Linked DNA regions of Mus musculus: region 2 is linked to region 1. The links are chromatin loops, found by intact Hi-C in ENCODE. Cell type or tissue: heart. All regions are shown on one strand. Links, peaks and the distances in the headings refer to the core of each region. The heading gives the core; the rest is flanking DNA. Region 1 overlaps Gucy2c (guanylate cyclase 2c). Region 2 holds the start of E330021D16Rik (RIKEN cDNA E330021D16 gene).

Region 1 (15,816 bases), core at 5,193-13,192:
TGGATGCTCGCAGCCAACCATTGAACTGATCATGGGGTCCCCAGTGGAGGAGTTAGAGAAAGGACTGAAGGAGCTGAAGGGGTTTGTAACCCCATAGGAAGAACAACAGTATCAATCAACCAGAGCTCCCAGGGTCTAAACCACCAACCAAAGAGTACACATGGAGGGACCCATGGCTCCAGCCATATATATAGCTGAGGATGGCTTTGTCGGGCTTCAATGGGAGGAGAGGCCCTTGGTCCTGTGAAGGCTTGATGCCCCAGAGTGGGGGAATGCCAGGGTGGGGAGGCGCAAGTGGGTGGGTGGGTAGGGGCATACCTTCATAGGAGCAGAAGGAGGAAGGATGGAATAGGGAGTTTCTAGGAGGAGGGATAGGGAAAGGAGATAACATTTGAAATGTAAATAAATAAAATATTCAATAAAAATGACTAAGCATAAAAAAAGTCACCTTTTGGAGAGCCTGGCTCCTGAGCACTTTCCAACTTTAGGCAGGCCGGTAGGGCATGTTCTTAATTAGTGATTTTGCTGGGAGGGCTCAGTCCATTGTGGGTGGGTCCACCCCTGGGCTGTGGTCCTGGGCTCTGTAAGAAAGCAGGCTGAGCATGGCATGGAGGGCAAGCCAGTGAGCAGCACCCTCCATGGTCTCTGCATCAGCTCCTGCCTCCAGGCTCCTGCCCTGGTTGAGTTCCTGTCCTGACTTCCTTCAATGATGAACAGTGATTGCCTGCGGTCATGGTGTTTCTTCACAGCAGCAGTAACACTAACTTAGATAGGTGTGTTATTATCCTTGCTAAATGTGTGAGGCTGTCCTTAAATGTAACAGGAATAGCTTGATCAACTTCCAAGAATGATGACTGTATACTGCCCATAAAGAAAAAAAAATGCTCAAATAGGCCAACATCTGGATAGAAAGTCCTCACTTAAATGACAAAGTTTATAAGTTGAATTTTGGGAAAAGGCTCCAGACTCTACTCAGGGACTCTTTGGTCTGAGCTTTTTAGCACACTCATATGCAGAAGACCTCTCTAGGAGGTCACTTTCAACCTTACAGTCTCAAATTGTCTTTCCAGAGCATGGCAGCTGCCCATTCTCCAAGGGGACAGGAGATTTGTTAAGTGGCCTGGTATTCAGGGACTCCTTCCTGCTCAAGAGAACCCTAAAGGTTACCTTCTTATTATCCAACTAGCAAACATCCTCTCTCCTCTTTCTATATACTCTCCTGATAAAACCATGGGCAGGCAGATTTGATTATTTCCTGGACTCCTTGCCGGTCAGCTGTTATATAATAAAGTCTTTTGTTTCTGAAAAATCTTGGTGCTACAATAGTAACCCTTGCTTAGTATTGGTAGTTGTGGCTTCCTCTTCTTCCTCCTGCTCCTCCTCCTCTTCCTCCTCTTCCTCCTCCCCCTTCTCTTCCTCCACTTCTACTTCTTCCTCTCCCTCCTCCTCTTCCTCCTCTCCCTCCTCTTGTCCCTGCTCCTCTTCCTCTTCTCCCTCCTCCCCCTTTTCCTCTTCCTTCTCTTCCTCCACTTCCACTTCTACCACTTCTTCCTCTCCCTCCTCCTCTTTCTTCTCTCTCTCCTCCTCTTCTTCTGCCTCCTTCTGTCTCTTCCTCTCCTTCTGCTCTTCATATCCTCCTTTTACTTTTCTTCATCTTCCTCCTCCTCTTTTCCATCTCTTTTTTATTTTATAAATGCATTATAGGAGGGTGAAATGATCGTAAATGTCACCTAAAAATGTAATGTAAAGGTTTTCTTATGTGTGGATTATGTCAGTAATTTAAGGCAGCAAATTTTTCCTTTGGGCACCCGGTTGTCTGGTGATCATTTGCTCTACTGCAAAATACTGGAGCCGGACTTCATTCTGACCCTTGCCAAAGACAGACCAGACCAGTCTTTGCGAGGAGAATCCTTATGTGCGAGGTCTGGAAGACGACAGGAGGCTGCTGGAGCATGAAGCAAGTCTGGGGCAAAGACCACTACCCACCCATGAACCATACCGCTGTGAGCAGCTCCAAGCCACTGTCAGCGTGCAGGATGTGGAGGTGGGATACCTATAGAGCTTGACACAACTTCCTGTTCCCTCTCTCTGCTTCCTGTGTGGTGAAATGTGACCACATGGCTGTCGGAGAAGCTCCAGAGTCTAACTATTTTACTTCTGCCTGTCAGCTCTTCCACTACCTGAGAGAGTAGGAACTCCATTTGTGTGCCTCAGTATAGAAATACTGACAATGCCGTGGTTTGAGTCAGTACCATGTTCAAGTCTACAATTAGTCTGGGTTCAAACTGTAACCACATATCTGGAATTCCAGTCCTGTTACCTGATGGACTCAGGAGAAGATGAAGCAAAGTAATAATACACCTGGCACACAAGTTCTCAATAAATGAGAACTTACTACTATTAACTTATCAATCTATCTGTCTATCTATCATCTAATCTTTCTATCTATTTATGTCTATCATCTATCTCATCTACCATCTATTTATCTGTCTGTCTATCATATATCAATCATCTATCTCTATCATCTATCATCTAATCTTTCTATTTATGTCTATCATCTATCTCATTTATCATCTATTTACCTATCATCTATCAATCATCTACCTATCAACTATCTATCTATCTATCTATCTATCTACCTATCTACCTACCTATCTACCTACCTACCTACCTACCTACCTACCTACCTACCTACCTACCTACCTACCTACCATGCCTTACTATCTCCGTGTGGCCCTACACGGAGGGCCACACTTAATACTTTGTCTTTTAGTATCACCCGAGAAGGCAGGATGACAAAGCTCAGTTAAGTAGCTTTTTTATGGGGAGTTTGCATTGCTACCTGCAGAAAATGTGGGTGAGTTGTTCAGATTGGTTACATTTCCCAGCCAAGGGTAACTTCTAGACAAATCTTAGCAGAGGCTTCCTCAGCAATGACCAAAATTTATGGCAGCTATTTAGCCTGAGGCAATGAGTCCTGAGGGTGTAAGAAGCCTGTAGATACCTCTCTTCCAGGTCAGAAGCCAAGAATGACCGACATACCATTGTGGGCTGAGGGTGAAATGCTCCCATGGCTCATGTGTTCGAATACTTGGTGCTTAGCTGGTGGTGCAGATCTGCGATGTGCTAGAACCTTTAAGAGGTGACACTTAGCTGGGAGGACAGGGGTGGGACAAACCTAATGGATTAGAACTTGGAACACATCTGGCCTGACTGCCTTCTCTTTCCTGATTGACCGAATTATGAGCAAGCCATGCAATAAACTGCTACTGTCACCTGCAGATGTGGTCCTAACACCATGAGCCAAAAGAAGCCCTTCCCCCGTAAGCTGCAAACATCTAAATCTTGGGATTTGGAATGAATGAAACTGTCCGTGCTTGGCACATTTGCGACCAGGCTACCTAAGTCTTGTCAGATACACATCAATGGGAAGAGCAAGCCTGCCTCACCTTCAGGCTGATGTGGTTGGTCTCGTTGGTCTCCAGAGGAAAGATGTTTTCAGAAGGAATGTGGGACCATTTCTTCTGTCGAAGTGCATGATCTCTTCTGTATTTTCTGTAGCAGGAATAGAACCAACAGGAGGTGTTTATAAACATCTGTTCCATTTGGCTCCCACACACAAGGACCTTGACCCCACTGTCCTCAGGCCAGCAGACACTGAGGTGTGGCTCTGTGCTCCCCCAACTGCTAAGGGGACAGTTGCCGGCTTTCCTCTTCTCTTCATTTTGGTTTCCCAAGCCCTTCACTAGGACAGTAATTCAGGATAATGAAGGATCTGACAGATGGTAAAAGGAATGGAAGAAATAAAATCAAATACCCGAGACCCTGAGAGCCCTGAGAGGCAGAAAATAAATGTACACTCTGAAACCACCATTGAGCTCGCTATATTCTCAAGTAACCCAGTCTCCTCTTCAGGCCTTGCCCTTAAAAGAAGTCAAATCATGCCCAAAGGGCCACCCCTGGACACCAGCGTTTGGGACATGGAGTCAGGAGGATTAGGAGGTCAAGATCATTGTTGGCTACATTGCAAGTTCAAGGCCAGCCCGAGCTGTGTGAGGCCCTATTTCAACATTTACCCCAACATACAAAAGTCGAGTTTTCTAATTCATTCCTCGGGTGTTATACATAACACCTTCTTGGGTTACAGGGAAGAAACACACTTTCTTCTTCTTGAAATACCTTTCCAAAGTGATGGGACAGTTTCCCACCCTGAGAACTCTCTTTTCCAATGTCTAGACATTGTTAAGCATTTTTAAACATTTATGATGTTTATAATATGGTGGCTCACTGTTGCTTAATTTTATATTTGTTTGATTTCTATGGAGAGGATCTTTCCAAATATTTACTGCCTATATATATAGTTATAGTTATATATATATATATATATATATAGTTACATAGAGTTGTTTATGATTTTCTCAGTTTTATTATTGTATCATTTTCTTTTATTACATGAATTTGAATCTCTGTGGGTATGAGTATGTGTGTAGTGTTCTGTGTGTGAGTGTATGCGTTGAGTGTGTGGATGTGTGAGTGTGTGGTGAGTCTCATGTGTGCATGCATACACCACAGAGTACTTCTGGAGATCAGAAGACCACCTTGGCTCCCGATCCTCACCTTCCACTGGTTTGAGGCAGGAGCTTGCTCTGCTGTGCTTTCCAGGTTAGATGGCCTGCGAGTATCTGGCACTTCTCATGTCTCCCATCTCGGTAAAAATGCTGGGATTGCAGATGTGCACAACCGTCCCTGGCTTTACCTGGTTCTAGGAATCTGAGCTCAACGCCTCAAACCTGCACAACTGCTGTTGCCCACTGAGCCATCTCCCGAGCCCCTTACAGGAATCTGTTTATGAATTATAACAACAAACACTATCTCCCTCTGTGTTGCAAGCCCTTTCTTCTGTGTCACCATCTCCTTACTGTTGTTGTAGGGAAAGTTTTAACTGTATCCAGGCTCATTTTTTAATTCTATGGCCTTTGTCTTCATCTTAACTCAGAACTTGTCCTTGTGTTCATTTCTTCTGCATTTTAGAGCTTGTTTTTTTACATCTAGGGCTTTAACTCTTAAAGCTCCACACAGAGTGGGCTGTATCCTATTGTATTAGTAACTTTAATTTCATTTTGGATGGAAAGCCGACCGTTCTGACGTCATTCCCTAGATGGCTTGCAAGTCCATCCCGTCACATCTGCACTCTTTCTTGCTGACCTACTTGTCTGTTCCTGAATTTATCTCCACTTTGTTGTCATTAGATCAACCCTGACTTACAGTCTGAAGATCATTTGCCATTCGCCTATTTAGTGTCCCCTAAATAGGATGCTCAACTTTCTTCCTCTGCTTCTATCTAACTCTGAGTTTTCCTTTATTAAATATGTGTAAATTAGCTCACCCCTGACCAGCTTTGGTGACCCTAAACAAAGGCAGGAGGGATGAATACCAAGACATCAGAGGCTGCCGGGCCATGATGTCTGTGGCCTTGGAGACTTTTGGGGCTCAACAGAGCTGTCATTTATCCTGGCTCAGGGAACATCATAAATCAATCCCTGTTTTTCATGCATCAGTAGTTGGAGTAGAAAACCGCATAGCATATGCCTAGTCTTTTGTATCAGGTCTCCTTATCACGACTGGCCATTAGGAATCCTCTGTCTCCAGGCATAGAGACAACCAGATCTATCTCCTATTTCCCCCATGGAAAGTTGATCGGCCTTAGTTTCTGAAAGATTAAATGGTCATGCTGTAGACCTGTTGTCCCCTGTATTCTGAGAAACATAGCTTTAGGACATGAACTCTGCCTTCAGAGCAAAGAAACCAGTCTTCCCCCTCACCAGAGAAAACATGCTATGGGCTGGGGGCACATGAGAAAGAATAGTCACACACTCTTACCAAAGTGTGTGACACACACAGATAATTGACACTTGACTTGGGGCATCCTGATAACACACCGAGAAAGAATATTCTGTGTTTAGTGCGCACAGGCAGAAGCTGGGATGCTTATAGAGTCATTGAATATTTAATAAGTCCTATGTCTCCAGCCAGCACAAGCTATGCCCAAGTCAGGCAGGAAAACCATGGCTCTGGTGCTCACCCGCCTGGATCTCTGCTCCCCCTACTCGCTACCTGCCAGATGGAGTCTGTCGCCCTTTCCTCGGGCTCTGGATACTTGGAACAGGTGATTTCTTTGGAGTTATTGGTTTAGTTTGTTTGTCTGGGACAGAGTCTTACTGTGTAGTGCAAGCTGGCCATAAACTCACATTCTCTCGCCTCAGTCTGGGATTACAGGCACGGGTCACCACATCTGGTGGCACGGGCGGTTTCTAAGCTTCTCCTAGGCTCCACACTATACTGTATGATGAATCTTCAATCTTTCACAATATACCAGTAGATCTCTGAAGATAGCTAGTTAGACACTGCTCATAACGTGGCTAGCTGGACACAAGGCATGTTTGCAGTCTTCCCAACACTCAGCAGAACTAGCCTGAGCACACAGACTCACAGGGGCAGAGGCCAGAGCTTCGATCTGAATCCTGTGCCTCAATGCCAGGGTTCTGATCTACACATATCGGCTTCTGCTTTTGACCCCGCTTTTGAAGTAGAGTGCCTTCTAGATCCCAGGTCTGCCTTTTTCATCAAGCACCGCCAATGGACACCAGGCTTGTCCCCTTCTCCCGTCCCCATCTGGAGGGCAAGCCTGTGGGAAGGAGGTACCTCAGCACGAGGAGGGCAATCAGCAGCAGAACTACCAGGATCCCCGTGAGCGTGAAGACGGCAATCATCAGGATTTGAGGGCCTGTGCAGAGAAGGAAGGGGTGTGCATTAGCGGGGCCACAGCACAAATGCGTCCCAGAGCCCCGCCTGGTGAAATGAAGCCCGAGGACAGGAGAGGGAAGAGCCCTTTTGAAAAACATTTTTTGATTAATCTTTTATTGGTGCTATGCATCCAGCATCTGCAGGCTCTGCTCCTCCCCTCCCCTCCCCTCCCCTCCCCTCCCCTCCCCTCCCCTCCCCTCCCCTCCCCTCCCCTCTCTCCTCTTCCTAAGTAGCTCAGAGTTGCCCTAAAACTTATGATCCCCCTGTGTGCTAGAATTATAGGTACATGCCACTAGGCACAGCCATGTAGCTCCTTATTTCTAACCAAAACCACTACTGTCATAGGAACATTAAGTGGTTTCCAACACATAATTTGAAGGGAGATAAGCCTACATGATATTCTCTAGATCTGTGTGTCTAAAGAGGTTCTATGCAGAAAGAAAGAGATGGCTATGTTTAAATGCTGGATGCATACTGTAAGAAAGCCAATTAGAATATTAAACCACAGTGCTGTATACTATTCCTCTCCAAGATTTCTATTATTGAGGGAAAGCAATAACTTGACTGTGTTAGAGTGAATGAATCTTGTGTGTGTGTGTGTGTGTGTGTGTGTGTGCGCGCGCGCATAGTTTGAGTAGAAGTCTTCCATTCACAGATTTTCAGAACAACAAGTGGAGTTCAGGAAAATGGGAGTGTAATCCGAGGAAACACTGGAGGGACGTCCAAGGACGTAAGGGACAAGTTCAGTGTCAGAAGCCACAGCAGTAAAAACCCTCGCAGGCTCATTCTGGCTCACGTGTGTGCAGAGCTTCCCCACCTGGCAGGAAGTAAGTACGCTCCATGAAAGGATGACTCAAAGTGAGAAGCAAAATGTGTAAGGAGCTGGAAGACAAAGGGATATGGTAAAAAGGACAAGGAGAGAGGAGAGAGTTGCATGAGAGAGGGGAGGGGAGGGAGGGAGGGAGGGGAGGGAGGGAGAGAGAGAGAGAGAGAGAGAGAGAGAGAGAGAGAGAGAGAGAGAGAGAGAGAGCACGCGCAAACAAATGCTCAAATAGGGAAAGTGTTCAAATTTTTTTTTTTTTTTAAAGACTGGAGGTCACTTCCAAGTACTTAATGAAATTACTCCAAGAAAAGATGAACAGATTTCTCATTAAAGTTCCACTCCCTCCCCCTCCACCCCCAGGAGTCTCTAACACAGCATGGGGGGACACTCAAGACCCTTGAAGGCACAGCTCGGTTGTCTACCAGCCAGCCTGTACCCACCATGAGTAAATTATTGATTTTTAAATGGCTGAAAGCTTTGAATAAAAGTTTGATCCTCTTTATTTTACCGAGACAAGAAAAAGATGCCCCAATATGAAAATATACTAAGACCCTCCTCTACTGTAAACTTATCACACATCTTGTAATGTTTTTGTTTAATCATACTGTATCCTAAACTTTTCTCATGTTCTCTCTCTCTCTTCCTTCTTCCTCCCCCACCCGCTGACCCTCTGTTGCCCCCAGTCCCTCGCCCCGCCACGCCCCATCCCTCCCCTGCTCCGTCCCAAGCAGAAGCTTAGCATGCGATAAAACTGTAGCACATTTCCATGAGGGCTGCTTGGCAAGCTTTGCCCTGGGGTTGCCTGTCACCTGGCTTTCTAAGTGACTTTGTTTCGCCTCTCACCTAGGCAGGAAAGTGCTCCCACCTCAGGGCTCATGCCATCATGACATCGTGACGTCATGTCATGACCATCATGAGACTGTCATGAAGTCATGTCGTGACCACATTTCTTTTGATGGATACAGTACTTCCACCATGCCTACCACCATCACACACTGCCACCGTAACACACCCCTAGCCCCAGACAAAGAGGAAGTCTGTAGAAAAAATACAACTCCACACTGTGGCATCATACACCCCCATGCCAGAGCATGAGTCTGAGCCACTCAGGTCATTTCAGTCCCTACCTGCCTACATAATGAGCACCCCCTGTGCTAGACATAATGACCATAATTAGATATTTAAACATGCTATTTAAATGAAATCAGTTCATTGTTGTTTAGACAGGGTCATACTCAGTAGTCCAGGCTGGCCTGGATCTCATTTTGTGGCCGAGGATTGCCTCAACTCATGGTAATATTCCCTTCGGTATTCCCAACACTGTGATTACAGATGTGAGCCACCTGGCTAAATGCAGTTGTTTAAAATTCAACCGCATTTTCATTTTGCTTCTCTGTTAAGTCAGGTTCAGGCTACTTCTAAGGCAAACCATCTGTGCCCTCTAGTGGCTATTCTGGTTGTTGCATTCTGCCGGCTTCTCAAAGAATGTACAGTGAACAGCAGGGTGATTTCTAAGTCCTAGGACAGTAGGGCTGGAGGGAACTCGGTAAACAGGCTGCTTTGCTAGAGGAGAAAGCTTTTAGTTGTAATCAAAGCAAACTGACTCATGTTAACGCAATTGTCTTTGGCTATGCTACCCTGGACCTGCCTTTTCATCTAAATTAATGGTTTTAGTGCTGGGTCCAGTGTGTGTGTGTGTGTGTGTGTGTGTTTGTGTGTGTGTGTGTGTGTAATTAATATAATATAATATATCACTATATTATATTTAATAATATTATATAACATTATATATTCTTATGATATTAATGTTACAATATATATTGTAGATTATATAGAATAAATTACATATTGAATGTATTGAATATATTGAATAATTGAATACATAATTATTCAATTATTCCAGTGCAGTATGCTTCAGCAACAGGTATCAGTGACTATTAGACCCCAATCTTGTACAGTATGTTGTAAAAAGACACATGAACAAGCAAATGTGGCGTGAGTACCGTGCAGGCGTCACACAGGGCTAGACAGATCCTTTCCTGAGGTGCTGAGCAAAGCTGAGGAGAGGTGAGATCCAGCAAATATTCCTTGCTTAAAACATTGAGTCTGTAGCAGTAACAGGATAAAGTACACATTTTTATGTCTATTCAATTTTGCTGATTTTCTGACTTTGTTTTCTAGGGGGTCCCGCTTATATGGAAACCATCTTCAAGACAGGGTTCGAATGTGGATGGGTCTAACCAGAACTCACTGGGCTTGTAAAACCCAGCCACAAACCTGGAGAGTCTAGGCAAGATGAGAAGAAAAGATAAACAAGCTAACTGCCTACAGCTTGCGCGGAAACCACATCGAGAGAAGGAAACTCAGCAAGAACGGCTTACCCAGCCCAGGAACGTCATTGGGGAGCTTGTGGTTCTTCCAGATGAAGTTGGGGTTCTCAGCCACCGGAATAGTTTTGTTTTTGTGGGTGTCATACTTCATAAGAACCTTGTACTGTGTTGGAGCCATAAACAAAGGCAAAAAGAAAAGAAAATCATGAGAACATTTTAGAGCAATGTGTGATGAGGCTGACTGTGTGTGTGTGTGTGGCTTTGGGGACGTGATCTCGATCTCTTAATCCTCCTGCCTCAGCTTCCCAAATTTTGGGATTACAGATATGAGCCATCATTACCAGTTGTTAATTAAGCCTCTATGAATAAAGCCTTCACGTGACGTTATCTGCTAATGGAAACATTATTACAGGCTATCTTTGAATTAGTGCTCTAGGTATTGACAATGCTGTGTGCAATATGTTTGAAACAGGGCTACCTTCTACAGTCACTATCCTTCCCTCAAAATATTCTCCATGGGAAATTTACATTTAGAGACTTGAGTCTGAAGGATAGAACCTATAGTTGCATATATAGAAGGTCAAAATTAGCCTGTATGCTAGGGTGTGGCTTATCAACTCTCTATTGATACCTACCCTGAGTATAGACTAGTATTCTGATAGCTCCATGTTTTGAGAGCTAATTGCTAGGTTCTCCCCAATACACACACTATGTACTGAGGTTGGAAGCAGTCAAATGCTGAGAAGTTTGACCAAATTTGTTTTGGGAGACCTGTGTAGGGAACAGTGGAAGTGTGGTGAGGAAAGGTCTCTCACACACGTCTTTGTGTCTCTTCCGAGGACAGTAGGGTCTTCATCTCTTTGGATGAGCATGTGGGTCTCTTTGTGTGGTTCCTGTTAGTAACTGAAGCATTTGGGGGATATGACACAAAAATTTTCCATGGCATGTGTATCAACTTTATATTCCTCTTAAAGTTTCTCCCTCCCTCCCTCCCTCCCTCCCTCCCTCCCTCCCTCCCTCCCTCCCTCCCTCCCTCCCTTCCTTCCTTCCTTCCTTCCTTCCTTCTTTCCTTCTCTCCCTGCCTTCCCTCCCTCCCTTCTCTTTTTCCCTCTTCCTTCCTTTCTTTCTTTTTTCTTTTTTTCTTTCTGTGTCTCTGCCTCTTTGCCTGTCTCTCTCTCCCTCTCTCCTTCCCTCCCTCCCTCTCTCCCTCCTTCCCTCCCTCCCTCTCTCCCTCCTTCCCTCCCTCCCTCTCTTTCTCTCTCTCCCCTTCTCTCTCTCTCTCTCTCTTCTTTTTTTCTATTTGGGAGGTGGGTATACATATCATTCATGTGGTGGTCAGGGGACAATTTTCAGGAATCCAATCTCTCCTTCTACCACGTGAGTCTTGGGGATCAAACTCAGGCTGTCTGTTTTAGAGTTGAGCACCCTTACCCACTGAGCCATCTCACTGGCCCCCAAATATAGTATTTCATTAAAGGTCCAATATAGTAACAAAAACTATAGATTCTGAAATGCTGTCTCAAATTTCTGGTGTCACTTTCTCAGGATGGGCATCTTTTCTGTAATTTTTTACATTTGCCATTGTAGATGTCTCTCAAAAGGCAGTGTCAATATATATAGACCTATGCATATATTATGACTTATTTATATTAATTATGTGTATGTATGTTATGATTTAAGCTTGCCCTAAGGTCCACTCTGGAACATTTACAAATGAATACTATTTCCTTCTAGATGTCCACTTTTTCTCTTGTAGGAAAAAGGTCTTTACTTGTCACTTGGCTGGCTGAAACAGTGGCTTTCATGGTTTAGACGGACACAGCTCCGGAAGGCATACAGGAAGCGGTTCCACTTTTAAATTCAGCCGTGAACTCTATACCAGACAGGAAGCTTCTTGTGGGAGATATGGTGAGAGAGTAGACCCTCTCCCCTCTTTAGAGGCTGCTGTCTTAGGGTAACTATTGCTGCACTGACACACATGTCCAAGGCAACTCAGGGAGGAAACACTTATGCTTCATCATCAGGGTTTCTCATCAGAGGAAGTCGGGGCAGGAACTACAACCAGACAGGAGCCTGGAGGCAGGAGCTGACACAGAGGCCATGCTTACTAGCTAGTAGTTCCCCTTGGCTTTCTTATAGAACCGTGAGCCAAAATGTCCAGCGGTGATCCCATCCATAATGGGCTGGGCCCTCCCTCCTTAATCACTGATTTTAAAAAATGTTCTACAGGCCTGCCTACAACCTCTTAATCGAGGTTCCCTCTTCTCCGATGACCATAGCTTGTGTCAAGTTGACATAAAACCAGCCATCACAGGCTCTTCCATAATAATGAAGTGGTACCAGGGCCTGGGGTATTGCTGTGATAGGCCTGACCATGCTTTTGTCTGGAAGAATGTGGATTTTTGAGACTTTGGGTTTGGAAAGTAGTGGAATGTTTTTAGTGCGGTGTAGTGGGCCATTCTAGTAAGAATGTGCAAGACTTTGCTGCTGAGATTGATTTGAACTGTGCAGGCCGGGCCCAGGAGGGTTCATTGGAGAAGAATTTCAATATGTGGCCTAGAGACTGCTTTTGTGGTATTTGGTGACGATTGTGGCTGCTTTTTGCCCTTGTCTAAAGAGTCTATCTGAGTCTAAGATAAGGAGACTTATATTAATTGCATTGACAGAGACTTTGCTCTTTGGTTAAGTCTCCTGAAGTTTTGAACAAGCATAGCAAGCTTAGAAAGGAAAAAATACAAAATATATGGTTAAAGTATTAAAGGGGCACCAGGAAGTGAAATGGGCCTGAATCCTATGTTCTAGGAGATAGCAGATTAAGGGATTTGGGAGTAAGAACCCATCCAGCTAAATTTAAATCCAGGCATGGTGGTACACACCTTTAATCCCAGAAGACAAAGCCAAACAGATCTCTGAGTTTAAGGCTAACCTGGGATAAAAGAAAAGCTTAAATCCAGGCATGGTGGTACACACCTTTAATTAGAGTATTACAGGAGAAAGCCATGCAGATCTCTGAGTTCAAGGTCAATCTACAGAGCAAATGCCAGGACAGACAAGCTTAGGCAGAAGAGTTGGAAAACAGGAAGCTGGTAGTAGAGTAAGGAGGGGGCCATGCATGTTCCAGCCCCAGCAAACATCAAAACATGGTAGCTTTGGCTATGTGGCTCTGGCTTTAGAGTGAAAAATAGAAGGGATTCCTGGGACAATTGATGCTGGTTAGTTGGAGCTAAGAAATTTGTGGTGATTAAGAAGATACCAGCATTACTCAGGTGAAATCTTCTGGGAAGTGTTTTCTGAGAGCACAAAGAAGCCATGTTCCAGAGATAGCCAAGGTTGTATTTCATGCTGCAGCTGTACTTGGTAATGTGTAAGAGTCACGCAGGTGGTACTGGTTTTGAGGCATGAAGGAGTCATGAAGAACAGCTGAGGCTTGGCACAGTGAGAGGACAGAGAAGGCCATTGATGAAGGGGCAGCCTCAGTTGTAGTTGGTGGCCTTCATGACTGAAGGGGTCATGCAAAGGTTTTGATGCTTGGCACCATGAAGAGAGCCTATGAGAGGTTATTTGTGAAGCCTAGTAACAGCAGAAGATCCCAATGTATTAGAGATGCTAGTACCATGGGATGATCACCAAGAACAGCAGCAGCAGTGGAGTGGATCAACCTGAGGTTAGAGTACTACAGAGGGCAGAGCTGGAGAAATGATGCCAGCCCTTTGGAGGAGCCTAGAAGATCATGTGTGGATGCCAGACATTGAAACAAGCTGTAACATTGAAGTTGTCTTGGAGACCCCAGATGCCAGAGCCATGGAGTATCTCCTGAGGAATACTGCTAACAGGGAGTGGAACCAGCCCAGGCAAAGAAGTTTGTTGCATTCAACAAAGATGAAAAAGGAGTTGGAGATATGAAAACTGCTTTGACATCAGGCATGGAGATGCAGAGTTTGGAGTTTGCCCGGCTGGTTCCTGTCTTCATTCAGGAATTACAGTTAAGTGATTGGATGGACCTCAGAAGAGTCTGAACTTTGGACGTTTAACCTTATTGATGTGCTATAGACTACGGGGACTTTGGAAGTTGAACTAAATGTACTTTTTGCTATGGCTAGATATGGTTCCCGTAAACTCATGTGTTTGAACAAGCCTATGGGGACCAGGGAGTGGAATGTCATGCTTTGAATATACTTGGCCCAGGGAGTGGCACTATTTGGAGGTATGGTCTTGTTGGCAAAGGTGTGTCACTGTGGGTATGGGTTTTAAGACCCTCATCCTATCTCCTTGGGAACCGGTATTCTGCTAGCAGCCTTCAGATGAAGATGTAGAACTCTCAGCTCCTCCTGCACCATGCCTGCCTGGATGCTGCTATGTTCCTGCCTTGATGATAATGGACTGACCCTCTGAACCTGTAAGCCAGCCCCAATTAAATGATGTACTTTTAAGAGTTGCCTTGGTCATGGTGTCTGTTCACAGCAGTAACACCCTAATTAAGACACAGGTGTAGAATGTGAGTTAAAGTCTAGCATCATGGCACTTTCATGTGTGTGCCTGAGAGACTGCACAGTTCACATGTTTCATGGAAGTGCTGATGGAGAGAGCTATTTCTTTGAAATATTTAGCTTGTAAAAATGCTTTACACTCTTTAGGAAAGGCTTGCCATCAGCTTGTTTCCTTTCATCGACTCTACTAGTCTGACTCCTATATGTGTGTGAGCTGATTTCTGATTAGAGGTTCTATATGCTAACACGCTTAGGGAATCCTACCACAAGTGGAGTATACATATGACAACCAAGAGAGCTGCCATGATCTATCTTTAGATTCTGAACATCAACCTCTCTAATTCCTTCACTGCCTCTCTGTTTCCAGTTAACTGCCCCTTTCCACCCAGTATTGTCACCATGGGGTCATATCAGGGGTCAGACATACTTTCCTGGTATCCAGAGACACATACAGAAGGGACATAATGTTGTCAATGTCCCCACTGTCATCCAGAGTCACAGGTCCTGCAAAGCCTATGGGGGGGGGGGAGAGAAAGAGAGAGAGAGAGAATGAATGAATGAACGAATGTTGGAGACCATCAATGGCTTTAGGCGTGGAACCTGCAGGATCCCAATGAAGATTGTAAAATGGATTAGAATCACTCTATAATATTCTTACCACATGGCCCTTACCTACTTCTTGCCCCTACTAATTGTGATTTGTGAAGGGTATTTTTATGGGGGAATGTTCGTTCATTTAGCAGGATAATCCTCTTCCTGCCATTTAGGATGTGGTAGGTTAATGATTTGCTGAATTCTCCACACTGCACAAGAATATTAGCTAAACCAGTGGCCGAGCGTGTAGGCCATAGCGAGTAGTCTACATTGTACAAAGAACAAAATCGCTTCACTAATGTTTGGTGGCTAAAACACTAAAAAAGATACTTCGGTTGTTTGTTTTTCAACTTCCCAACTGTAAACCATGCAGAATGTGTGCTTCGGTGGAAAACCTTTACATGCTCAACAGGACAGCTTACTTCTGCGATGCCCAAACAGTTCAGCTGGGCAGGATGCTTCCGGAGGGCCTGAATCCAGTCTCCAGAGCCCATGTGACAAGAGGAGAGAGCCAACTCCTACCAGTTGTCCTCTGACCTCTGCACACTGTGGTGTGCATACATGAATGTTCACTTGTGTGCACACCCCTGAATAAACAAATGAATGTAAATATAAAAAATCAAACCTAACATGTATTTCATGATTACCAGACACCATCTCTGTGTCAGAGGACTCCGCACATTTGCCATTTTCTTTTCTTCAGGACGTCATGACATAAAAATGGTTGCTTCTATTTTATTGATGAGAAATAATTTTAATCAGACTCAGAGCTATTAAA
Region 2 (15,816 bases), core at 4,432-12,431, 320 kb before region 1:
TGGAGAAGTGTGTCACTGAGGGTGGGCTTTGAGATTTCATATGCTCAAGCCAGGCCCGGTATCACCCGCTCTCTTCCTGCTGCCTACAGACCCCAGTGTAGAACTCTCAGCTCTTTCTCTTGCACCATGTCTGCCCGGGCACCACTATGTTTCCCACCATGACAACAATGGACTAAACCTCTGAATCTGTGAGCCAGCCCCAATGAAAAGTTTTCCTTCACGAATTGCTGTGGTCATGGATTCTCTTCCTAGCAATTGAAACTCTAAGACAAAACCATTTTACAAACTTGGAAAGTCCCACAGCCTTACAAACTCACCACTTGAAAGGTTGTCTCTTTAAAAAAAAAAAAAATCCAGTCTTTTAAAACACAAATTCTCTGTAAGATTAAAAAAGTTTTAAGTTTAAAATCTCTCAAATGTGGGCTTTTATAAAATCAAAAAGAAATGAAGAGCCAGGCGTGGTGGCACCCCCCTTTAGTCCCAGCGCTCGGGAGGCAGGGGCAGGCAGATTTCTGAGTTCAAGGCCAGCCTGGTCTACAAAGTGAGTTCTAGTACAGCCAGGGCTTCAGAGAACCCTGTCTCAAAAAACAAGAAAAGAAAGGAAAAGAAAGGAAAAGAAAGGAAAAGGAAAAGAAAGGAAAAGGAAAAGAAGGGAAAAGGAAAAGAAGGGAAAAGGAAAAGAAGGGAAAAGGAAAAGAAGGGAAAAGGAAAAGAAGGGAAAAGGAAAAGAAGGGAAAAGGAAAAGAAGGGAAAAGGAAAAGAAGGGAAAAGGAAAAGAAGGGAAAAGGAAAAGAAGGGAAAAGGAAAAGAAGGGGAAAGGAAAAGAAGGGGAAAGGAAAAGAAGGGGAAAGGAAAAGGAAAAGAAAGGAAAAGGAAAAGAAGGGAAAAGGAAAAGAAGGGAAAAGGAAAAGAAGGGAAAAGGAAAAGAAGGGAAAAGGAAAAGAAGGGAAAAGGAAAAGAAGGGAAAAGGAAAAGAAGGGAAAAGGAAAAGAAGGGAAAAGGGAAAAGGAAAGGAAAGGAAAGGAAAGGAAAGGAAAGGAAAGGAAAGGAAAGGAAAGGAAAGGAAAGGAAAGGAAAGGAAAGGAAAGGAAAGGAAAGGGAGAAAAGAAAAGAAAAGAAAAGAAAAGAAAAGAAAAGAAAAGAAAAGAAAAGAAAAGAAAAGAAAAGAAAAGAAAAGAAAAGAAAAGAAAAGAAAAAGAAAGGAAAGGAAAGGAAAGGAAAGGAAAGGAAAGGAAAGGAAAGGAAAGGAAAGGAAAGGAAAGGAAAGGAAAGGAAAGGAAAGGGAGAAAAGAAAAGAAAAGAAAAGAAAAGAAAAGAAAAGAAAAGAAAAGAAAAGAAAAGAAAAGAAAAGAAAAGAAAAGAAAAGAAAAGAAAAGAAAAGAAAAGAAAAGAAAAGAAAAGAAAAGAAAAGAAAAGAAAAGAAAAGAAAAGAAAAGAAAAGAAAAGAAAAGAGAAAAGAAATTGAAGTGCTTTCATACCTCAAGTGAGGAAAAACCAAGACACAGTCACAATATGAACAAAGCAAAATCAAAACTCCAGTAGTATAAATAATTCAGTGTCTAATATCTGAGAGTTACTCACAATCTGGGCCCTTCCAACAGGCTTGGGACCCTCTTCTGGCTCTGCTCTCTGCAACACAGCTTGTCTTCTAGTGGCCGAGACTGCCGTTCTTGGAGGTCATCCCAGGCGTGGTACTGGAATCTCCGAAATGCTGGAATCTTCTGCTAAAGCTAGGCGACACTTTCACTCACAGCCTCTCACAGCCTCTCTTCGTGGTGCCAAGCCTCAACTTCTCTGCATGACCTCTTGAATCCCGGAGCTCCTATTGCCTCTTTGGCTCTGCCTTCCTTTATGGCCTCTCCCAGTAGCAAACCTCAGCTGTTCTCCGTGACCCCTTCCTGCCTTCTAAACCAGTACCACCTGGGTGACTTCAACTACCAAGTTCAGCTGCTATCACAAGGCTGCACAAACTTGGCCACTTCTGGACCGCAGCTTCTGTGTGCTGGCCCTAAGGAAATGCTTCCCAGAAGATTTCACCTCAATGATGTTGTTGGTCTCTTCTTAACCATAGCTGATTCTTCAGCCCTAGCTGACCAGCACCTATTGTCCCAGCAAAGCAAACATTTTACTTTAGTGGTTCTGGTCTCTTATTAATCACAGCTGATTCTTCAGTTCCAGCTGACCAAATACCACAGATTCTTCATGCAAGTGCCCTGGTAGAGTCTCTGAAGGGTTCCAAGCCAGGCCTCCATCTTCTGCACGGCTCTCTCAGCATTCTGGTTTTGAAAGCTGCCACAGAACAGCTCAGTGAGCTCTTAACAATCAATAACTTTTCTAGCCCAAAGTTCTTCCACAATCCTCCCCCCAAAGTGTGGTCAGTTCTGTCACAGCAATACCCACTATCCCGGTACCAACTTGTCTCAGCGAGGATGCGTATTGCCGTAAAACACCTTGGCCAAAGAGTTGGGGAGGAAAGACTTTATGTGGCTTCTGCTTCCACATCACTGTTCATCACCAAACGGAGTCAGGACAGAAACTCAAAGCAGGGCAGGAACCTGGAGGCAGGGCTGGTGCTCTTCAATGAGGAATTAAGAAAATGCCTTACAGGTAGGCCTGAAGCCTAAACTTATGGAACTGTGTTCTCTAAGGACCCTAGGTTCTATGAAGCAGACATAAAACTAGCCAGGACACTGACGCAAAATGAAGTGACCGAAGGGCACAGACTTGTTCCTGGAGTCTCACTGAGCCCAAGGAATCCTGAACGCAGACCACCATTCCCTTCCTTTCTCCACACAAAACACCGGAAGCTGTGGAACGGGGTATGACGTTCTCTCAAATCAGAAAACTCATGTGTGAGGTCACAGGCAGCAGATACACAAGTCTTTCCTTGAGTCTATCCCTTCAGCAACATTTGCTTCCATTCTCACCATGAACACCAGCTAAAAGGACCAAAGATGGCCAACATGCACATTCGAGGAAACTAAGTGTGCTTTTTGCCTTGAAATTGCTAGGCCAACAGGCAATAAAATCACCTCAGAATGAAGTATGACCTCAAAATGTGGAACGTTAGAAAACTGGAAGGTACTGGTTAGGAAAGGGTTAACAAGGAAAGCAACCCTGCTTCTATAAAGTCCACGGTGCCCACAGAGTGTCTAGGTTTTCGGTATCATTGCCAGCAGTATTTACATACACGGCTTCTTCACGTGTCGAGCATGACACGGCCTCTCCTTCTGAACACAGTGGCTGGACACAGCCTTCCTGGACGGTCTGGTGAAGAGTTGTTTATTTTAGGCATTATTGATACCTAGTTTGAAAGCGCTTACCAATAGGTTTCTGTATGAGGCGGCGTTCCATTTCTATAGTAAAATACCTGAAGCAAATAACTTATAAAAGTAAAAGGTTTAGTCTATCATATATAGGGACTAGATTTAAATTACATATATGTATATATGTGTGTGTATGTATATATATGTGTGTGTATATATATGAATATAAGCAAGGTGTATATGATATATAGGCAGGAAAATATAATGAAATATTGGACGGTAGCACATGCCTTTAATGCCAAGACTTGAAAGATGTTGTGTGAGGATCAAGAGCTTGCCATCTGTGGCTACATAGTAACTCTTGGGATAGCCTAGGATACTCAAGACCTTCCTTCAAAAAAGAAAAAAGAAAAGAAAAGAAAAGGAAAGGAAAGGAAAGGAAAGGAAAGGAAAGGAAAGGAAAGGAAAGGAAAGGAAAGGAAAGGAAAGGAAAGGAAAGGAAAGAAAAGAAAAGAAAAGAAAAGAAAAGAAAAGAAAAGAAAAGAAAAGAAAAGAAAAGAAAAGAAAAAGAAAAGTTCCCGGAAAGAAAGTTATTGTCAGTTCCCCACACCAACACAGTACCTCACAACTGCTTACGACTTCAGTCTCAGGGAATTTGATGCCCTCTTTTGACACATATGCTCACACACGCTCACATACAGACAGACAAATAAATAAGTTTTTAAAACAAATTAAAATTCAGAGAAGAAAGTTTATTTTGGAATCGTAGTTTTACATGGTCAGTCCAGAATTGAGTGCTCAGCTCTGTGCAATGGCAGTATCATAGCCAATGAGTTTTATTCGAGGTGTGATTATTGCCAATTGACAACAGAATAAGAGATAGCGGGGGCCGAGGGGGGTGGGGGAAAGAAAAAAGAAAACAGAATTGAATGCCCTGTTATGTGGGGCCTCAACCTGTCAGGTCCTAAAGAAACCCTGAAGGAGGCTAACACTCCTGTGAGCTCCCTGAGGCTCCGCCCAGAACTTCTCAACCCCGCCCCCAACAATGCTGGGCTTATGGGCATGTCCTGCCTGCTCTATTCATACAGCACTGAGAATGGAACCCCAGGACTGTGCCTGCTATGAAAGCACCGTGCCAACTGAGCTACATCCCCAGCCACACCCCAGAGGGAGCAGGAGTTAGATTCCTGACAAGCAGATAGATAAGAAGAGGGGCCAGAAATAGATAAAAAAAAAAAGATGGGGGTTTAACAGTTTCTTCTCATACTTCTGACTGGAGACAAAGATCTAAATGTCCGGTGGGCCTTTTCTCCTATCACTAGGGTTCCCCTGCCACTGAGATTGGAGACTCGAGGAGTTGAAATGAACACTTATTTTATCACGAGGGGGAGGCCGGGGTGGAATTCCGTGGCACAGAGCGTCAAATGCATGTATTTTAAAGGCTTGGCTCCTGGGGGGTGGTACTGGAAGATGGGGAGCCTTTAAGAGAAAGCTTATTAGGTCACAGAGGGCATGCTCTAGAAGAGGATTGTGGGACCAGTCACTTCTCTTTCTCTTACCCTTCCTGGCTCACAAGAAGCTTCCTCTGCCATGCATCTCCAGCATACAGTGCCTTGGTGAAAGAAAAAGAGGACGTGCCCGCTCCAAGGAACGCCTAGGAGGAGGGGTTTCATGTAGATAAGAGGGAGAACAGCCAGAGGCATTTGCAAGAGTCCAGACTGAAGCAGGCCTTGAGGGGAAAGAGAGAGAGAGGAGAGAGATAGAGAGAGAAGAGAGAGAGGAGAGAGAGAGAGAGAGAGAGGGAGAGAGAGAGAGAGAGAGAGAGAGAGAGAGAGAGAGAGAGAGAGAGAGAGAGAGAAAAGAGAAGAGAGAAGAGAGAGAGGAAAAAGAGAGAGAGAAGAGAGAGGAGAGAGAGAGAGAGGAGGGGGGGAGAAGCCAGATGGGAAGAGGGGAGTTTGAGGCCAAGAGAGGCTACGTGAGGACATACCTCAAAAACAGGCAAGAAAGTCAGCGTCGCCATGGGAGGAAAACAGGTCCAAGGGTTGTAGCCTGGGCAGCAGGAGTGACCTGGGGTTTGTTCAGAGCAAAGAGAACGAAGGCGAGGGCTCAGGAAACTTGCACACTCCAGTGCCTTGCCAGCGAGAGCAGTAGCCACCACTCGCATCCTGGCAACCTCCTTTTGGTGCTAAGGAAGTTGCTGGCACTATGGGTGCAATCTCCATTCGCCTTGCATGTTGTCTTTCCCTCTGCCTTGTCATCCTGAGAGGGAGACACGACTCAGTTCCCACTAGAAGACGGCTCCATCTTAAGTGTGCATTATCCTCATGGGATGAGCTGCCTGCAAAACTCCAGTTCCTGGAAAGTGCTGAGCCACGAGTGTAGACTTCTAGGAATGTCCCTCTAGGAATTCTACAGCAGGGCATTCAGAATGTTCCAGAAAAATCTTTAAACCCCCTTAGGTACTTATCTGGGTGTGTTGAACCTTGAAGCAGAGGACAAACACTATCTAAATGATTAACATGGAGAGTGGAGCAGGAATTTGTCCCAGTTTAAAGCAGAAGAAGCAAATACAAAATGAAGGCAGAGGGGCAAGGTTCTACCTTGCTTTTAGTTACCCATTAGACATCTGCCCGGGGCAAGGTCAGCATTTCCTGCAGATGCAGCCCGTGTCCCTGTCAGAACCCCAGTCAGGACAACCATTGTCGAAATGATTACTGCAAGTGCTGGCGAGGGTGCAGAGTCAAAGGAGTTCTCAAACGCTGTGGAAGAGAATGCTGAGACCCATCAGTGAAAGCAATCCGGGGACTCTCAGGGAATAAAAATAGAATGACCATAAGACCAGCAACCCCACTACTATCTCCAAAAGTAATTAAATCAGTTTGCCAGAGCACACCCTGTGTTCACTGAATCATATGTGGGGCTTTTTTTTAAAGATTTTATTTATTTATTTTATGCATATGAGTACACTGTATCTGTACAGATGGTTGTGAGCCTTCACGTGGTTGCTGGGTACTGAACTTGCTCTGGTCAGCCCTGCTCTCTCAGTCCCTGCTTGCACCGGCCCAAAGATTTATTTATTATTGTACATAACTACACTGTAGCTGTCTTCAGATGCACCAGAAGAGGGCATCAGACCTCATTAAGCATGGTGGTGAGCCACCATGTGGTTGCTGGGATTTGAACTCAGGACCTTCAGAAGAGCAGTCAGTGAGTGTTCTTACCCGCTGAGCCATCTCACCAGCCCTCATTGAATCATTGTTAACGACAGAACAATAACAGTAACAATAAAGACAATGAGATGTGCAGGTACCATAAAATCCTCTCCAGTCATACAGTCATAAAAAAAAAAAAATTAAAGGAAGAGGTGGGGCTGGAGAGATGGCTCAGCAGTGACCAGCATTGGCTGCTCTCCTGGAGGACCTATGTCCATTCCTAGCATCCACATGGAGTTGACTACCATCTGTATCTTCATTTAAAGGGAATCCAGCATCCTCCTCTAGTCTCCTCAGGCATGGGCAAAACATTCATACATAAAATAATGATTTAAAAAGAAGATTCAGGGGCTGGAGAGACAGTTCAGTGGTTAACAATAATGATTGCTCTTCCAGAGGTTCAGAGATCAACCTCATGCAACCACATGGTGGCTCACAACCATTTGTAATAGGATCTGATGTCCTCTTATGGTGTGTCTGAAAACAGCTACAGTGTACTCGTATACATAAGGTAAATGAATAGATAATTTTTTTTTAAATCAAAAACAGTGAATGAGGGCAAGAACTCAAACAGAGCAGGAACCTGGAGGCAGGAGCTGATACAGAGGTCATGGAGGGGTGCTGCTTACTGGCTTGTCCAGCCTGCTTTCTCACAGTACCCATAATAGCCTGGGGCCTCTGCCATTAATCACTAATTAAGAAAATTCTCCACAAGCTTGCTTATAGCCAGATCTCATGAAGGCATTTTCTCAGTCAGGGTCTCCTTCTCTCTGATGACTCTAGCTTGTGTGGGGTTAGCATAAAGCCACACCATGCTCCTCAAGACTAGCTCTTGGGACTTGAGCCCACGAGGTCCCTTCTCTTAAAGGTTCTACCTCCTCCCAAAAGCACCACGCTGGAGCCCAATCCTTCAACACCTGGGCATTTAAGGAACACTCTCTATACAACTCTAGCACTATGAGGGAACAGTTATCATCTTCCCCATTGCTGTGGTCTGTGACAGTGCTGATTTCTATGTACAGCGCCCTCTACAGACCTGTGTTTGAATAACTATTGGTCCCCAGCTGCTTAGGGGTACTGCTTTGAGGAGTTGGAAAATCTTTTAAATGGGAGGCCCCCAGGGGCAGTCCTTCAGCTATACCTACCCCCATTCAGGCCTTAGGAGTCTGCTTCTTGTTTGACCAAGATGTAAACAAGCTGCTTCAGGTTCCCATGGCCATGGGCAGAGCCCTCCAGCATCCGTGCCTTCTTCACAGTATGGGCTTCATCCCCTAGACCTGCAAGCCAAAATAAGTCCTTCCTCCCTTCCATTACTTCTTTGGGCCCCTTTTCTCAGGGGGCCTAATGGATACTTAATTACACAGGTCATTATAAAAGGTGACCGTAGGGGGCCACCCTCTAACCGTCTTCATCATCAGTTACTTTTCTGTTGTTGTGATTAAAAAAAAAAAAAAAAAATCACATGGCCAAAAGCAGCTTAAGGAAGAAAGAGTTATTTTAGCTTCCGGTTCCAGGGAATAAAGTCCGTACAGAAGTTGCTGGAAATAGAGATTGACATTTCATCCACACACAGGAAACAGGGAGGCAGAGCAGGAAGTGGAGAGGCTATAAACCCTCAAAGCCCACCCATCCCCCACCCCCAGCGGCATGCCTCCTCCTCCTCCAGCAAGGTCCACATCATCAAGGTTCCAGAACCTTCCCGACCGCACCAGCAGCTAGGGAGCGGGCCTTCTGATTCATGAGCGTATCGGGCATTTCTCATTCCAGTGGGACTGTTATCACATATGGCTCAGGCTCTTAATGACAGAAGTAGGAAGTTTATCGCTTTTCTAGAGAGCAAGCTGATTTAGTAAAAGGCTTTTGATGGAAGATGTGACCTTCATTTGATGGACAGAGCCAGCGTCCTCCTAGGAATGGCACTGACGGAGGAGATGCGCCAGGTCAGATCCCTCCTCTCCTTTTGATCTTGTTTTGATGCTTCCCACCGCCCTCATCTGCCTGGAAGTTAAGGACACGGAAGCTTATAGATGTGCCTCCCATAGGCTAGCCTACGCTCCCAAGGCATAAATTTAGCAGGACAGAGAACAGGGAACACAAGTCCAGAAGGGGGATATGATGACAGTCCAGCTAGTTTACACTACGATGTTAGCACAGCATCCTTACTCTAGCGGGTGGCTGGAACGGTGACAAATAGCTATGAATTTAATGAGGGAAATAGGAAAAAGAGTGCCCATGCCTTTCCAAAATGAAAAGAGTGAAATTTCTCACCTCAGACATAAAGAACTTACTTGATTCTTCCTTGCGTGGTGCAGTGCACAATGCCATCCAGAAGGTGGCAGCATTGGCAAGCCATCTGCCACTTAGAAATCCAAGGTACAAAAACATTTTTCACAGTTATCACTGATAGACAATAAGCTTCCTAGACAGAATAACTTTGAGAGATTCCGTTTGTTTTATTATCTTTTAATTCCGTATATGCATCTGTGTCTGTGTGCGGGTAAGTGTGCGTGAGCACAGCCACCTGCAGAGACTGAAGACCTCGGAGCCTCGGGAGCTGGAGCTCAGAAGGCTGTTGAGCTGCTGGGCTTGGGTGCTGGGAACTGAATCTGGGTCCTCTGGAACAGGAACAAGTCCCCTTAGCCACGGAGCTGTCTTTCCAGCCACCAGAATAACAACTTTTAAGTCACGGATGGTCCTAAGTAAATGACGTGCAGAGCTTACTGTTTAGTAGCTATATATAGTTCTGTGCATTTTAAAGAGTATAAATGCCCCATGTTGCCTGATGATATCATCAAATGCAAATACATAATCTACAAATATAGTAGTGTCAAATGCCTATATGTATTAAAGCTACAAAATATCTCCCATTGTAGATATGTACAAATAATTTATAAACTGCATTCTAACATTGAAGCAAAATATGCTGGCGAACACTTGAGGTCTCAGCAATTGGGAGGTGGAGGCAGGAATGGCAGGAGCTCAAATCCAGCCTCAGTTACATGGTGAGTTTGAAGCAGCCAGGGCACATGATGATGGGCTAATAAGACCATACCAGGTGGAATAACTAGAAACAACTGTTCACAAGCCACATATAAAGCATCATGTTTTGGGAACTCAGGGGATAACTCAGTCAGAAGAGAGCTTGCCCCGCAAGCATGAGGACCTGAATTAGACTCGGAAGCCACAACGAAGATCTGAGAGTGGCAGTGCTTGCTTGTGCGGCCAGCAATAGTGAGGTGGGGATGGGCAGATCTGGGGGCCCAGCAGCTGGCCAGCCTAGCTCACCTGGCAAGCTCCAGACAATGAGGGAATCTGGGCATCACAGATATCACATCAGCTATTGAAAAAGAAAATATCGATTGGCTTCTAAATGTCATTTGTACTTTGTTTACCGTGTGTGCCTGTGTGTGTGTGTGTGTGTGTGTGTGTGTGTGTGTGTGTGCATTGTGGAGGTGAGAGGACAACCTGCAGGAATCGGTTCTCTCCTTCCACCCACGTGGGATCCTGGAATACAGCTCAGGTTGGCAGAGTCAAGCACCTTGACTTGCTGAGCCATCTTGTTAACCCTTAAATGTCCTTTTTTAATAAGACATTTATTTTTATGTAGGTGAGTACACTGTAGCTGTGCAGATGTTTGTGAGTCTTCATGTGGTTGTTGGGAATTGAATTTTTAGGACCTCTGCTCACTCAGATCAACCCTGCTCCCTCAGTCCCTCTTGCACCAGCCCCAAATTTTATTTATTGTTATTCATAAGTCCACTGTAGCTGTCTTCAGACACACCAGAAGAGGGCGTGAGATCTTATTAAGGGTGGTTGTGAGCCACCATGTGGTTGCTGGGAATTGAACTCAGGATTTTCAGAACAGCAGTCAGTGCTCTTACCCACTGAGCTATCTCTCCAGCTCTTAAATGTCATTTTTAAATTGTTTTAATAATATTCAAAATTGTGAAGTTTTTAAAATGTACATAGAGATATTGTCAGTACTGGAGGCCAGCTTTAGCTAAGGACACAGGATAGCACGTAAAATGGGAACACCAAACCACGACAGTGTGAAGGCCTGATTTCTCAGTCTAACTTGGAGACAAGTAATACATGAGAATATGGTTGAATAAGGCACCATGCTGTGTTCCTGCAGGCAGCTTGCCACCTCCACAGAGTCACAGAGGGCTGAGCGGAGACCATGTTTGTGGGGCTGATCACAGTGGAAACATCACCCTGTGGTGATGGGTGATGGAGACAGATGGGCTATAGAGACAGCTCAGCAGATAAATGCAGGATCTGAGCTCAGGTAAAGCCATAGGTCCCAGGGTCAGCCAGCTTGGCATACAAAACAGTGGATCCTGCCTAGAACAAGGTGAAAGGCAAGGACTACATCCAAAGTGGCCGGACCTACACACACACACACACACACACACACACACACACACACACACACACACACACACACAGAGGCAGAAGTGCAGGTTGTAGTATACCCATGAGCATGCATATGGGGAGGAGAGTAGGGAAGGGGGAGAGAAAAGAAAAAACTGGGGAATAACACACTGTACCCCCCAGCCCCCCCGCCGCCCCCATAGTAAATCAGGGGCAATTTTTACTCTGAAAAGATTTTGGGGTGTCTAGAAAAAGATTTGCTTGTCACAACTGCAGCAGTGTTAATGGCGGTAGCTAGTGGTTGAAGCCAGCTAGACAGGAAACGCCCTGGACACACAGAAAGCCTCCCTCTACAAATAAATCCTCTGACATGTGTAGGGTCTCTGTGAGAAACTGCTCTAACAGAAACTGCATCCTTAGGGTGACAGGAATAGGAGGGAAGACGGGGAGAGTGTAGAGTCACAAAGACGGAACAAATTTAAAGATGCCTCACTGAGCAAGAAGAGTTGAGATGTTCTTCCAGATGTGAGAGAGCTGATCATGATCATATTTGCATTGCAGAATGAAAAACAAATGGCGACAGGATGAAAATGGGTTGGGGATGGGCGGGGTTGAGAAAGAAACGTTGTAACAATTCTCTTGGGTTTGTTTCCTTTGGGTTCTTGTCTTAATCACAGCGAATGTGTTCAGGGGAAAATGCATTTCAAGATTGAAAGTGTGGTAGCAGACTTCTCAACCTTCCTAATGCTGCAACCTTCTCCGACCACCAGCGGTGTGAATTACCACACACAGACTTTTATACAGTTTAGAGCTTAGGCCCTTTGCTGGGGCAGTCTCCCAGCTACCATTTAAACTTAACCTCACTCTTCTAGCCTGGGACCTGCCTCATGGCTTGCTCTATACTTCCCTGCTCCCTTCTGGGTCGGCCTCCGAATCTCTTGCTTCAGCTCGCCTCTCCCGGCGACACTCTCTGTCTGGAAATTCCACCTTTGTACTTTCTGTTCCAGCTATTTGCTGTCAGATCTTTATTGTAACCAATCACAGGTGAGACAATGCCTGATACATCTCTAAGGTTGCCTTTAGACAGGTGAAGAAGACACAATAGAAAACCTGGAGATGGGAAGAAGTGACAATACCAAAATCCTGTGGGCACTCAGCTCTCTTCCAGTAGACAATTAAGCATTGAAAATACAAGGGCACACCTTCATACAATTTGAGGAAGGTTGCCCCAATGGTGGCCCAGTAATACAGTTCAGCACGCTGTGCTAAGCCAGCCACCAAATTATTTTTGTTGCTACCTTTATAACTGTAAACTTTGCTACTGTTATGAATCATGATGTAAGTATCTAATATTCTGTATATCTGTTATGTGACCCCTGTGAGAGTCATTCAGCCCCCAAAGGTGTCACGACAGAGGTTGAGAACCACTGGCTAATGGCTTCAAGATTAAATGAAACACCACCACCTACACCTCCGTTCCTACCTCCCCTGCCTCCCTCCCACTAAGCTCACTCCAGCTGCTGCTGCTGCCCACTCTGGCCCAACCTGCTCCTTTATGACTCCCAGACTTCAGCTGCAGTAAAGTTCTGATGCCCGCCCTACAGACTGGCGGCCCAGTTTGACCTGTTCTTCTTGTTTGGTCTTTGAAATTTCACTCTAGCCCTTTGTACCCATGAGAGGGTTGGAACGACTCCACTCCTTAGCCCTTTGGATGCTAGCTCTTAAAAACAATTGTGGGGCAGGGATGGTGTTGGGGGGGGGCGTGCAGGGAGGGGCACTTGGATATACTTTGCTCAACAGTGCTTGTTAGCATGTCCAAAGCTCAAGTTTGATCTCCAGCATCATACTGACCAAGATGGCATACTCTTGTAAGTGAAGGCTGGAGGATTAGATGTCAAGGTCATCCTCAAGAAATATATATGCATATTTATATATGTATGTGTATGTGTGTATATACACATACATATATATATGGTTTGAGGCTACCCTGGACTACATAAAACCCTATGTCAAAAGAAGAGAAGAGAAGAGAAGAGAAGAGAAGAGAAGAGAAGAGAAGAGAAGAGAAGAGAAGAGAAGAGAAGAGAAGAGAAGAGAAGAGAAGAGAAGAGAAGAGAAGAGAAGAGAAGAGAAGAGAAGAGAAGAGAAGAGAAGAGAAGCAACAGGACTGGAGAGATAGCACATCATTTGAGAGCAAGTACTGCTCTTTCATAGGACCTGAGTTCAAATCCCAGCACCAGTGTTTCACAAATGCCTGTAACTCCAGTTCTAAAGGATCTGATGCCTTCATCTGACCTCCTCGGACATCTACACACACGCACATGTGTGTGCACGCGTGCACACACACACACACACACACACACACACACACACACACACACAAATTAAAAAATAAAATACGGGGCTGGAGAGATGGCTCAGCAGTTAAGAGCACTGACTGCTTTTCTGAAGGTCCTGAGTTCAAATCCCAGCAACCACATGGTGGCTCACAACCATCCATAATGAGATCTGACTCTTTCTTCTGGAGTGTCTGAAGACAGCTACAGTGTACTTACATATAATAAATAAATCTTTAAAAAAAATAAAATACATGTTTAGTTTTTAAAGAAACAAACAAAAGGAGGGTGAGAGGAAAAGACAAGGCTTGGAAATTCCTTCCTTCATCCCTTTGGAAAAGGCTCTGTCTTCCCGTCTGTGTCTGAGTCTCTCTCCTTCCTGCTCTCTTCTGCCAAGTCAGCACATCTACACACCACATTGCAGGCCAACCACCATGTGTACCTGCGGTATTTTCTGCATACTTATGTAGACTACGGAAATATTTCAAAACTAAGCAAACTAGAAACTTAAGAATGCTGCCCCAGCTTTCTTTTCCTCCAGTCCACGCCCACCCTCACCCCATGTCCCTTGGACGCTCCCCAATAACTGGATCTAATCAGAATCCAGCAAGCAAACAAGCTCACTAATGCACTGAAATAGGCCAGCCTCTCCCTTCCGCCCAAGACACAAGCTAAGCAAGAAGAGAGGGCCTTGAGTCTGGAGAGGGAGAGAAATCAGTAAATCCCTTCCCCAACCTCTGTACCTGTGAGATGCTTCATGGAAAATTGTTCAAGCTCACTGTGAACCCGACTCTTGAAGTAGGGTTTTCAGAGTCTCCGAGTGTCCTTCAATGCCCCTTCTCTGAAGGATGATCTGGTTCTGTTAACTCTGTGACATGGAGGCAGAGAGCAGCAAAACAGCCCCAAAGTGAAAACACGGTGCCCCTGAGAACCGGAAGATGAACCCTTTCCTACACGGGCCGCTGTTATTCATCCCGCTATAGAAAGATGGTGGAGGAGGTGGGGGTTGGGTCGTTTGCCCAAAGAAAGAAAGCTCAACCTGGAACTCCAGCTGATACCTCAACCTCCCCAGTTTCTTTTGGATGCTGTGAGCACCTTATTTGATGACATCACCTTCCTGCAATTATTTGTTCTTTTGCTTGGAAGCCCCGTGGAGGAAAACACCCTGTTCTGTCAAACCTGCCTCCATCACGAACAGCAGGCTACCTTAGTGGGGTTTTTCCAGTTAATTTCTTCTGGGTATTTTTGAGCACCTGATTTGATGATGGTTTACTGCCTATCTATCTAACACTACTTATCCTTTTCCTTTGGCTATAGACTTATCAAACTCACTCATACAAAATAAAAATAAATAAATAATGTAGCTGTCACAGGTTCTTCTCTGCACTATATGGAACAGCTCCACTATGCAGCTAAGGTAAAAGACGGAAAGCATCTCCCAGGCAGTGGTGGCGCATGCCTTCAATCCCAGCCCTCGGAGGCAGAGGCAGGGGGATCTCTGAGTTGGAGGTGTTGATCCAGAGGTTCACCACAAAAACCAACTGTAGCATTTTGGGCCAAATTTGAAGCAAGCTTTATTATTAAGTAGTACATACTGATCAATAGATGGACTTTGGTCAGGGCTGTTACTCAAATTTTCCCACCTGAGAATGGCCTCGAGCCTGATGTTACAGGGGCGTATACGGACATGAGGTGTTATTTCCCAAGAACTACAATTCCCAGCATTCAAGGAAATGACCTGGTTCCTGGGCAGCTAGGGCTTACAGGTTAACTGGACTTTACAGAAGTTCCAGGATTAGCCAGGGCTACACAGAGAACCCCTGTCCGGAAAGACAATTAAAAAGTGAAGCATTACTGACGTTCTCAAAGCCCCTCCTCTCCTCTTCCCTCTCCTCCCTTCCCCTCTCCCTAAAGACTATTGGTTTCTGACTTTATCTCAATTGGTAGAGTGAGTGTGCAGCCTGTACAAGGGTTCGATCCCCAGCACCACATAAACTGGGCACAGTGGCACATACTGTACTCCCAGCACTAAGATATATAGGAAAGGGGGATCAGAAATTCAAGATCGTTTTTAGTACATAGCAACTTGGAGACCAGACTGGGCTACTAGAAACACTGGAAAGAGGGAGGGAGGGAAGGAGAGAGGGAGGGAGGGAGGGAGGGAGGGAGGGAGGGAGGGAGGGAGGGAGGGAGGGAGGGAGGGGGGAAAACACCCCATTTCCCCACTCACCAGGAGCCCAGGACCTCCCACATGGGAGCCAATCACTCTGGCACTAAACTTCATCCCTAGCCCTTTTTATTTTAATTTTGAAGCAAAGTCTTGCTAAGTCATGTAGCAAGCTGGCTTTGAACTCACCCTGTAACCCACAAAAGCCCCCATTTTTTTGATTCCTTCTGCCTCTGCCATCTGACACTATCTTGAAACACGTGCTTCTCCCTCCAGAAAACCCTTACACTCAGACCTCATCTATTTATATATGAGTTAGTTACATGATTACATTTATGTTTATAAGCTCTCTATAGATGGGGCCAGCAAGATATCTCTGCAGTCGAGAGTGCCTGTGAAGAAGTCGGCTCAGGAACTTTAGAAAATTCCACCTCCTGGAACAGAAAGGTCATGAAGACTAT

The links. Peaks named below come from ENCODE experiments on the same cell type or tissue, not always from the same donor. Only the 100,000 strongest peaks of a DNase experiment are listed, where the experiment ranks them.
Region 2: it touches region 1 in a loop (12-fold over the local background); 21 of 42 quality-filtered maps call a loop at or near these places.

Annotation. Positions count from the first base shown.
Region 1 is chr6:136,733,908-136,749,723 of GRCm38, forward strand. Gucy2c (guanylate cyclase 2c) reads right to left here. Exons shown (of 27, transcript NM_001127318.1): 9 at 14,872-14,957; 10 at 10,009-10,120; 11 at 6,703-6,784; 12 at 3,450-3,555. Among named protein-coding and RNA genes, the nearest start is that of Gucy2c, 40 kb to the right of the region's middle. In heart, for the core only: a CTCF peak has its summit at 9,081 (motif pointing left); a DNase peak (open chromatin) is centred at 9,064.
Region 2 is chr6:136,413,746-136,429,561 of GRCm38, forward strand. It overlaps E330021D16Rik (RIKEN cDNA E330021D16 gene), which reads right to left and starts at 1,824. Exons shown (of 2, transcript NM_001201390.1): 1 at 1,582-1,824. In heart, for the core only: CTCF peaks have their summits at 7,502 (motif pointing left) and 8,801 (motif pointing right); no DNase peak of the experiment used is centred there; H3K27ac peaks cover 1,297 bases.